2 separate regions of the Homo sapiens genome follow, and region 2 is linked to region 1. A link is an interaction called in ENCODE POLR2A ChIA-PET data of the cell type or tissue named here. Cell type or tissue: HepG2. All regions are shown on one strand. Each heading gives the region's core, and the rest is flanking DNA. Links, peaks and the distances in the headings are about the cores only.

What was found. Peaks named below come from ENCODE experiments on the same cell type or tissue, not always from the same donor. Only the 100,000 strongest peaks of a DNase experiment are listed, where the experiment ranks them.
Region 2: POLR2A ChIA-PET joins it to region 1 with 5 read pairs; 3 of 35 experiments call an interaction of 5 or more read pairs at or near these places.

What each region holds. Positions count from the first base shown.
Region 1 is chr12:62,816,380-62,820,771 of GRCh38, reverse strand. All of the region lies in intron 2 of PPM1H (protein phosphatase, Mg2+/Mn2+ dependent 1H), which reads left to right. Among named protein-coding and RNA genes, the nearest start is that of PPM1H, 120 kb to the left of the region's middle. In HepG2, for the core only: no CTCF peak of the experiment used is centred there; no DNase peak of the experiment used is centred there.
Region 2 is chr12:62,954,772-62,959,163 of GRCh38, reverse strand. No RefSeq gene overlaps it. Among named protein-coding and RNA genes, the nearest start is that of PPM1H, 22 kb to the right of the region's middle. In HepG2, for the core only: no CTCF peak of the experiment used is centred there; a DNase peak (open chromatin) is centred at 1,803; H3K4me3 peaks cover 239 bases.

The sequences.
Region 1 (4,392 bases), core at 272-4,271:
TAGTGACCTACAGATGGGGTGTTGGTGTGGATGTCCTTTTTGTTGATGCTGATGCTATTCCTTTCTGTTTGTTAGTTTTCCTTCTAAGAGTCAGGTTCCTCAGCTGCAGGTCTGTTGGAGTTTCCTGGAGTTCCACTCCAGACCCTATTTGCTTAGGTATCACCAGCGGAGGCTGCAGAACCGCAATATTGCAGAACGGCAAATGTTGCTGCCTGATCGTTCCTCTGGAAGCTTTGTCTCAGAGGGGCACCCAGCCGTATGAGGTGTCAGTCGGCCCCTAATGGGAGGTGCCTCCCAGTTAGGCTACTCGGGGTTCAGGGACCCACTTGAGGAGGCAGTCTGTCCATTCTCAGATCTCAAACTCTGTGCTGGGAGAACCACTACTCTCTTCATAGACAGGGACTTTTAAGTTGCAGAAGTTTCTGCTGCCTTTTGTTCATCTACGCCCTGCCCTCAGAGGTGGGGTCTACAGAGGCAGCAGGCCTTGCAGAGCTGTGGTGGGCTCTGCCCAGTTCGAGCTTCCCCAGCCGCTTTGTTTACCTACTCAAGCTTCAGCAGTGGCAGACGCCTCTCCCCCTACTAGGCTGCTGCCTCACCGGTTGATCTCAGACTGCTGCGCTAGCAGTGAGCAAGGCTTCTTAGGTGTGGGACCTGCTAAGCCAGGTGCCATTTGCTAAGGCCATTGGAAAAGCGCAGTATTTGGGCGGGAGTGTCCTGATTTTCCAGGTACAATCTGCCATGGATTCCCTTGGCTGGGAAAGGGAATTCCCCGACCCCTTGCGCTTCCCAGGTGAGGCAATGCCCCACCCTGCTTCGGCTCGCCCTCTTTGGGCTGCACTCACTGTCCAACCAGTCCCAATGAGATGAACCAGGTACCTCAGTTCGAAATGCAGAAATCACTGTCTTCTGCATCAATCCCACTGGGAGCTGCACACCAGAGCTGTTTCCATTCGGCCATCTTGGAACCGACTCGTGTTTGAGCTCTTGACAGTGGCACCTGACTTAAAAGAAATAAAATACAAATTAATTTCGGGTTTCATCTGCATATAAGTAAAAAGTCAGGAGCTAAAGAAGCAATGTTTGAAATAAGTAAAACAACAACAACAACAACAAAACAAACTTAAAAGGCACACAAATTTAAATGTTTTAAGGTGTTCTGCACTGTAGTATTTTAGCCTGAAGAAATGTAAGGGGATGTGGTTGAAGTTTTCTAGTCTCCATCTCCAACACTCTTGAATGGATCTAGGTTTTGTTCTGTTTTGTCTTTTAATTAAGAGTTTAGTGATATAACTTATAATACAGAAACAATAAACATTTCTCCTTTGGGGTTAAGAAAGCAATGTTTGGCCAGGTACGGTGGCTCACGCCTGTAATCCCAGCACTTTGGGAGGCCGAGGCAGGTGGATCATGAGTTCAGGAGTTCAAGACAAGCCTGGCCAAGAAGGTGAACCCATCTTTACTAAAAATACAAAAAATTAGCCGGGTGCAGTGGCAGGCGCCTGTAATGCCAGTTACTCGGGAGGCTGAGGCAGGAGAATCACTTTAACTTGGAGGGCAGAGGTTGCAGTGAGCTGAGATCACGCCACTGCACTCCAGCCTGGCGACAGAGTGAGACTCCATCTCAAAAAAAAAAAAAAAAAAGCAATGTTTTGGCCGGCGCAGTGGCTCACGCCTGTACTCCCAGCACTTTTGGAGGCCGAGGCAAGGTGGATTCCCTGAGCTCAGGAGTTCGCAACTAGCCTGGGCAAAACAGTGAAACCCCGTCTCTACTGAAACACAAAAAATTAGCTGGGCTTGGTGGCATATGCCTGTATTCCCAGCTTCTTGGGAGTCTGAGGCAGGAGAATTGCTTGAACCCAGGAGGTGGAGGTTACAGTGGGCCAAGATCACACCACTGCACTCCAGCCTGGGCAACTGAGTGAGACTCCATCTCAAAAAAAAAAAAAAAAAGAAAAAGAAAAAGCAACATTTTGAGATATTTGATGAAGCAGGTATGTAGTATAGTAGAGAAGGGCGTTCTCAATGACAAATGAAGGTGGAACTTTTCTTGTGCCTGGATCATTTTTGGGTAGCTTAATGTGAAGAGCTATAAGCCCACAGTCTGGCAAATAGCAAATAGATACTCTTTGGCAATGTGCAAGCCTCTTGACATGCCTACCTCTGAGAACTGATTTGGAAACAGGATGGGTGGCCAGGAAAGAAGGAAATCTACAATTCTAGCACTTCCAAAAGACACTTTCATGAGACTGTCTCTTAGGAAAGCTGCTGTAAGCTTGTTGAGGACAATACCTTATTCCCAATGGCCTCCTGATTCCCACAGAAGGCTTTTTAATTAACCAGCTCAAGATTTGTGCACATGAATCACCATTGCTAGCTCTTCTTTCCTTTGACTTGGAAGGTTATAAAGAGTCTTTATTTATCATACTGATTGCCATACTCAGGTGAAAACACAGCTTTTCCAAGAGCTTTTTCTTCTTAGTTCCCAAATATTTAGTCATTCCAGGAATGAGATAAGAGGAGGAGGGTACCAAGTGACTTCTCTGTGGAAGGAGAAAGAGATCACTCTGAAAGGCATGTCATAACCTAGTGTTAAGAAGTGCGTGTACTTACATAAGATGCGTGGGTGGGAAATATTTAGGGTATTGTGGCCATAACCAGGAAATTTTTTTGCCCACGTCTGACTCCCTATTTCGAACAGATTGTTTTTGGCTTGAGACTAGACTTCTGAACACATGCATTCCAAGTCTACTTCCTTAGGAGCACCCTTGTGTTGTTTAATTTAGCCAAAACACATCAAAGTGTGTGGTTTCAGTATCTGCTAGTTCAGTGTCTAATTACAATAACAGGAGATGGCTGTGTCAGCATCTCGGCCAAGACCATCAGCAGGGGAGAGGAAAGCTGATTATCTTTCTCAGCAGAGGACGGGGCAGCACTGTGGGAACTCCAGGCAAATAGGATCAAAATGGGGCAGGGAAAGGCAAAAGGAACATGAGAAAGGGACTATTTCAACTTTCCGAACTGAGGTTTTGCCATTCTTTTTATCTGTTTTTGTAAGAAGTACTCTTTCACCCCCGAAACATGAAATGAAGGTTGCTTCTGGTTCTACAACAGCAGCCCTTTGGAATATTTCGCCCTCATCAGGCAGTTGGCTCCCTGCAATGATGTCAGCTATAAAAATGCAATAGGAGCAGCCTTTTATTCATCTCATTTTATTATGCTAAAATTTTGTTCCTTGTTCTGCACATGTGAAGAAAATAAGAATTTTCTTTTCTTCTTAGTTTTTTTTTTGTTTGTTTGTTTGTTTTTTTTTGAGACAGGGTCTCTCTCTGTTGTCCAGACTGGAGTGCAGTGGCGCTATCTTGGCTCACTGCAAGCTCCGCCTGCCAGGTTCACGCCATTCTCCTGCCTCAGCCTCCTGGGTAGCTGGGACTACAGGCGCCCGCCACCACGCCCGGCTAATTTTTTGTATTTTTAGTAGAGACGGGGTTTCACCGTGTTAGCCAGGATGGTCTGGATCTCCTGACCTTATGATCTGCCCGCCTCAGCCTCCCAAAGTGCTGGGATAATAGGCATGAACCACTGCGCCTGGCCAGTTTTTTTTTTTTTTTTTCTTTTTTTTAGTTTTTTTTTTTTTCTTTTTTTTTTTTTTTTTTTTAGTAATGCAGTGGTTTCTTTCAAAACTCTTTTAGTTCTAGGGACATAGAACTCTTGCCAGTGATTAAGATGGATGATTTTAAAACCAGGAATTGAGGAGGCTGATGTCAGCTAGAATCCCTTTAAAGGCCCCTTATTGGTGGGTGTTGGATTACTCTGAAGACCAGGTTTGACCAAAATGTACATAGTAGCTGAGAACACAACATGGTTTCACTATAGTTTCCCACTGTGGCAAAATGTAAGGTGCAAGGAAAATAAATCATGTTGAGATGGAAATTTCTTCTTGCTTCACTTATAATCTGACTTCCCACAGCTTTAAGTGGGAAGAACATTGTCAAGGGCAATAAACTTTATTTTCTTCTTTCATTTCTTCTAAAAAAAAAAACCAAAACCATAAATAATACTCAGCACTCGTGTACCAGACGCCGATTTTAGTGCCTTGCTGGTATTAATTTATTTAACCTTATATAGGCTAAGTATCCCTTATCCAAAATGTTTGAAACCAGAAGTGTTTTGGATTTCAGATTTTTTCAGATTTTGGACTATTTGCATATACATAATGAGATATCTTGGGAATGAGACCCAAGTTTAAACACAGAATTCATTAGTGTTTTGTATGCAGCTTACACACATAGTCTGAAGGTAGTCTTATTTCTCCATGGGGTTGCTAAATAAACCAAATGTAGTGTGCCTGTGTTTCTACCATGACCCACTGAGATCAGGTGTAGAATTCTCCAC
Region 2 (4,392 bases), core at 102-4,101, 140 kb before region 1:
AAGCCCTGGCCAAACACCTTACCTCTCTCCATATACCCCATTCCGCTTTGATGCTGATGGGATCCAAAATCACAACTCATCTGGTGAGCGTAAGGGCAGTTGAGCAGAACCACACTCCCTGTTCCCAGTGCAGACTTCCATCCTGAGGCAGGCCTCCGCTGGAAGAGGAGAATCCAGAATTTTGAAAATTAAATGATATTGGACATTCTAGTTACTAAATTGAAACTGTGTGTACCAAAAGTGACTAGGGTGCTCTTTATTTTCTTTCTGGTTACTTTCTGTAGGAAGTGACCAGAAAACATATGCCTCCCTAAGTCTTCATTCAGGACAGCAGGGTATAACTTTCAAAAGAAAAAAACATGACTCTCACATAAGCACAGGATAGGCATGTGTCAAAATTTGTTTAACTCGATGAAAGAACCAGAAGGAAGCATTTGAGAAACTAGATATTTATAAGGACTGAAGTTAGAGAGGATTGGATGTTGGAAGACTGAGAGATTAGAAACTAAGCTGGCTGAAGTCCTATAGGGCAATAAAACCATAACCTCTGTGTTTTTCTTTTTTCTATCAGACAGAAATCATTTGCATCTCCAATAGACAGAAATTTAAAGGTATCAAGCAATATCACAGAGTGAGCTCTAATTAAAATAATTAACAATGACATATTCCCCTAGAAAACTAAGCAAATTTTGGGTTAGCCTGTGAGACAATGCTCCAGGAAGACACAAAAGGAACACAGAGCCATTCTCTTGCTTTAGTTACAAGTTTTCAATAATTTTTGTAACAAGAAACGGGGAAATTAGAACTCCTCTGCCCCTCATCAGTTTTAAAGGCCCACTATAAGATTGCAATTTTGACCATGATCTATAAGATATGTTTAACCTACTGCACGCACATTTTTCAGGCCTGAGAAAGTCACTCATGACTTTTTCTTCTGACCAGCATAATGAAGATTTAATGATCCAATGCAGTGTCAAGGTACAAGACACACGGCTAATAATTAAGTTTGGAGAAAGAAAAAGAAAACTTTGAGACAAAGTAAGAATAATCAGGGAAAAACCAGAGGACAAGAATCCAGAAAAGGATCATCTCCAGAATGGCATTTAGGGATGGCCTCTGGGGCTGGAAGTGGGTACAATTAGAGAGGTGGCGTGAAGGGCAAACTTGGCCCATTGCACAGCTTTTTATTTCTAGCATTCTCCAAAGCAAAGATAGAATTTGCTTGTTTTCAACTGTACTGGATGTTAAGTTTCTGTATTTTTCCAAGTAACCTAAGAACTTCTTAAAAAGAAAAGTCGGCACACTGTCTACTTGATCAAAACAAGTTTAATCTGGTCATTATCAAGTTTAGCTTAATCTGGTCATTGTCAGAAAATTTTAACAAAACAAACCAGTGTGTTGCAATCATTGTTCTTTGTAATTAAGATAACCAAGTGTTCTGCAACAATTCAAAATTATGTTTTGTTTTTCATCACCAATAGACTACCCATTCCAGTATTTCCTCTACACAGTGTTCTGACATTATGTAAATTATTGTGATATCCAATTCAAAGGAACATAGTGGTTGTTTAAGAGGCTGATACTATCTCTCTTTGTCAAACATAGTATTTTTTTCTTCTACCATGCAAATGGTATCCCAGAGCCGGAAGCACCTTTGTTTTGTTTCTGCAGAAAAACTGTTTCACCTTGCAGGGTTTTAGCTAGGCTCTCCCAGTTCATGCTCTTTTCTTAAACATGGTCATAAAGAGTTAACTGTTGCCTGTTATGTTCTGCCATCCTCTGTAATCTAACCCTGGAATTGGGCTGCTGACTAAGCAGTGGAGTCTTTCTTACTGACCTCCAAGCTAAGCAAACAAAGAAGCAGATATTTGTTTTCAAAGAAAAGTGCTTCTACTTACAAAATTGTGTGACAGCAACTAGAATAACAGAAAACTGAAAGGAAGGAGAAACCCAACACTATCCCACAAAACAAAAAACAAAACAAAACAAAAAAAATGAAAAAAAAACGGGTGGGTGATTTGCTCCAGAAGAGAGTAGGGTAGGGAATAATCTTAGAAAAATGATTTTTTTTTAACACAGAGAATAATCAAAACATAATTTAAAGAAAAAAAAAACCTTCATCCTTTTGTCTCTAAAATCATAAAAAAGGAACCAGCCTTATTCAATAAATGGAAAATGTAAAAGAATTTCTGAAAGGAAGAACAATGGACATAACATTATATGTAGTCTTGAAAAAGAAATTCCTTAAAATTATAAAAAAGTCTTTTAAAAATTTAGTATTTACTTGTGTTTGTTTTAAAAAATCAGTAAATATTAGCAAAAATTTGTTTGCTTTTTTCAAAATCCCTTCATCTTTCCACACTGTATATTATGAGAATTAGTAACTTTTAAGTATAGTATATCAAGTCTTAAAGTTAATATTTGCTCCAATATTTTATTACCAGAGAATTGATTTGGTGAATAATAGCCTTAGTCTTTCATATTTGCCAGGTATTGATCTTGCACTAAGATGAGAACATTAAATTTTAAAAAGGTTAAAAACAAAAACAAATGCTTTGATCCCAATTACATATACTGACACATGAGGCAGAGCAAGATGGTTGAATAGAAACCTACACCATTTATGGTCTGGCGCAGTGGTTCATGCCTGTAATCCTAGCACTCTGGGAGGCCGAGGCGGGCAGATCACTTGAGGTCAGTAGTTTAAGACCAGCCTGGCCAACATGGTGAAACCCTCTCTACTAAAAATACAAAAATTAGCCAGGCGTGGTGGCAGGCACCTGTAATCCCAGCTGCTTGGGAGGCTGAGGCACGAGAATCATGTGAACCTGGAAGGCAGAGGTTGCAATGAGCTGAGATTACTCTCACTGCACTCCAGCCTGGGCAACAGAACCAGACCTCATCTCAAAAAACAAACAAACAAACAAACAAAAAAAGCCTACACCATTTATACCCTCTGCAAGAACACCAAATTTTAGCAGCTAACTACACATCAAAAGCACCATCACAAGAATAAAAAATCAGGTGAGCAATCACAGTGTCTAGTTTTAACTTCATATTGCTAAAAGAGACATTAAAGAGGACAGGAAAGACAGTCTTGAATTGCTGATGCCACCACTCCCCTATCCCCTGCAGCAGCCATGCAGCATGGAGGATCTCTGGGTTTGGTAGAGGGAGAACACAGAGACTTTGAGCCTTTGCATTGCACTCAGTGCTGCCCTGTCATAGCGGAAAGCAGAACCAGGCTATACTGAGCTGACATCTGCGTATAGATAGAACATTTGGACTGGCTGTAGCCAGACAGAAATCGCTCACTCAAACAGGTCCCACAGGCTAGGGTCAGTCCAGATGCTCCCTCCATGGTTGGAGCTTGAGTTCTAGCAAGCTTTGCCATCACAGGCTGAAGTGCTCTGGGGTCCTAAGAGAACTTGAGAGGCAGTCTAGGCCACATGGTCTGCAAGTCCTAGTACTGAGCTGGTCTCAGAGCCAGTGGACTGGGGAGGCACATGACCTACTGAGACACCAGGCAGGTGGCTAAGGGAGTTATTGCACCATCTCTTCCCCATCCCCTGGCAGCAGCCACTTAGGAGCTCCAATATCTTATTACCAGATAATTGATTTGGTGAACAATAGCCTTACTCTTTTATATTTGCCAGGTATTGATCTTGCGCTAAGATGAGAATATTAAATTTTAAAAAGGTTAAAAACAAAAACAAATGCTTTTGATCCCAATTACATATACTAACAGATGAGGCAGAGCAAGATGGCTGAATAGAAACCTACATCATTTATGGCAGGGTGCGGTGGCTCACGCCTGTAATCCTAGCACTTTGGGAGGCCAAGGCAGGCAGATCACCTGAGGTCAGGAGTTCGAGATGAGCCTGGCCAATATGGCGAAACCCTGTCTCCACTAAAAATACATGTATGCTTGGGAGATGTAGAGTGCAGTGACTAAGGGACTTTACATTGGACTCAGTGCTGCCCCGTCACAGCAGAGACCTGGCAGGATTGATCACTTGCTAAATAAAGAGCCCCTGGGCCCTGAGTAACCAACAGCAATACCCAGGTAATATGCTGAGGGTTTTGGGCTCTGAGATGTGCTAGCTTCAGTAATGACCCAACACATTCCCAACGGGGGTGGCTATGGTGAAAGACTCCTTCTGTTTGAGAAAATCGGGGGGTGGAAAGAAAAGGGGACTCTGTCTGCACCTTAGATACCAGTTTGGCCACTGTGGGGTAGAGCAACAAGCAGGCTCATGGCATCCCTGAATCCAGGCCTAGGCTCTTGTCAGCATTTCTGGACCTGCCCTTGGCCAGAGGAGAGCCCAGTGCTCTGAAGGGTGAGTCCCAGGCCTGGCAGCATTTACCACAAGCTGACTAAAGAGGCTTTGG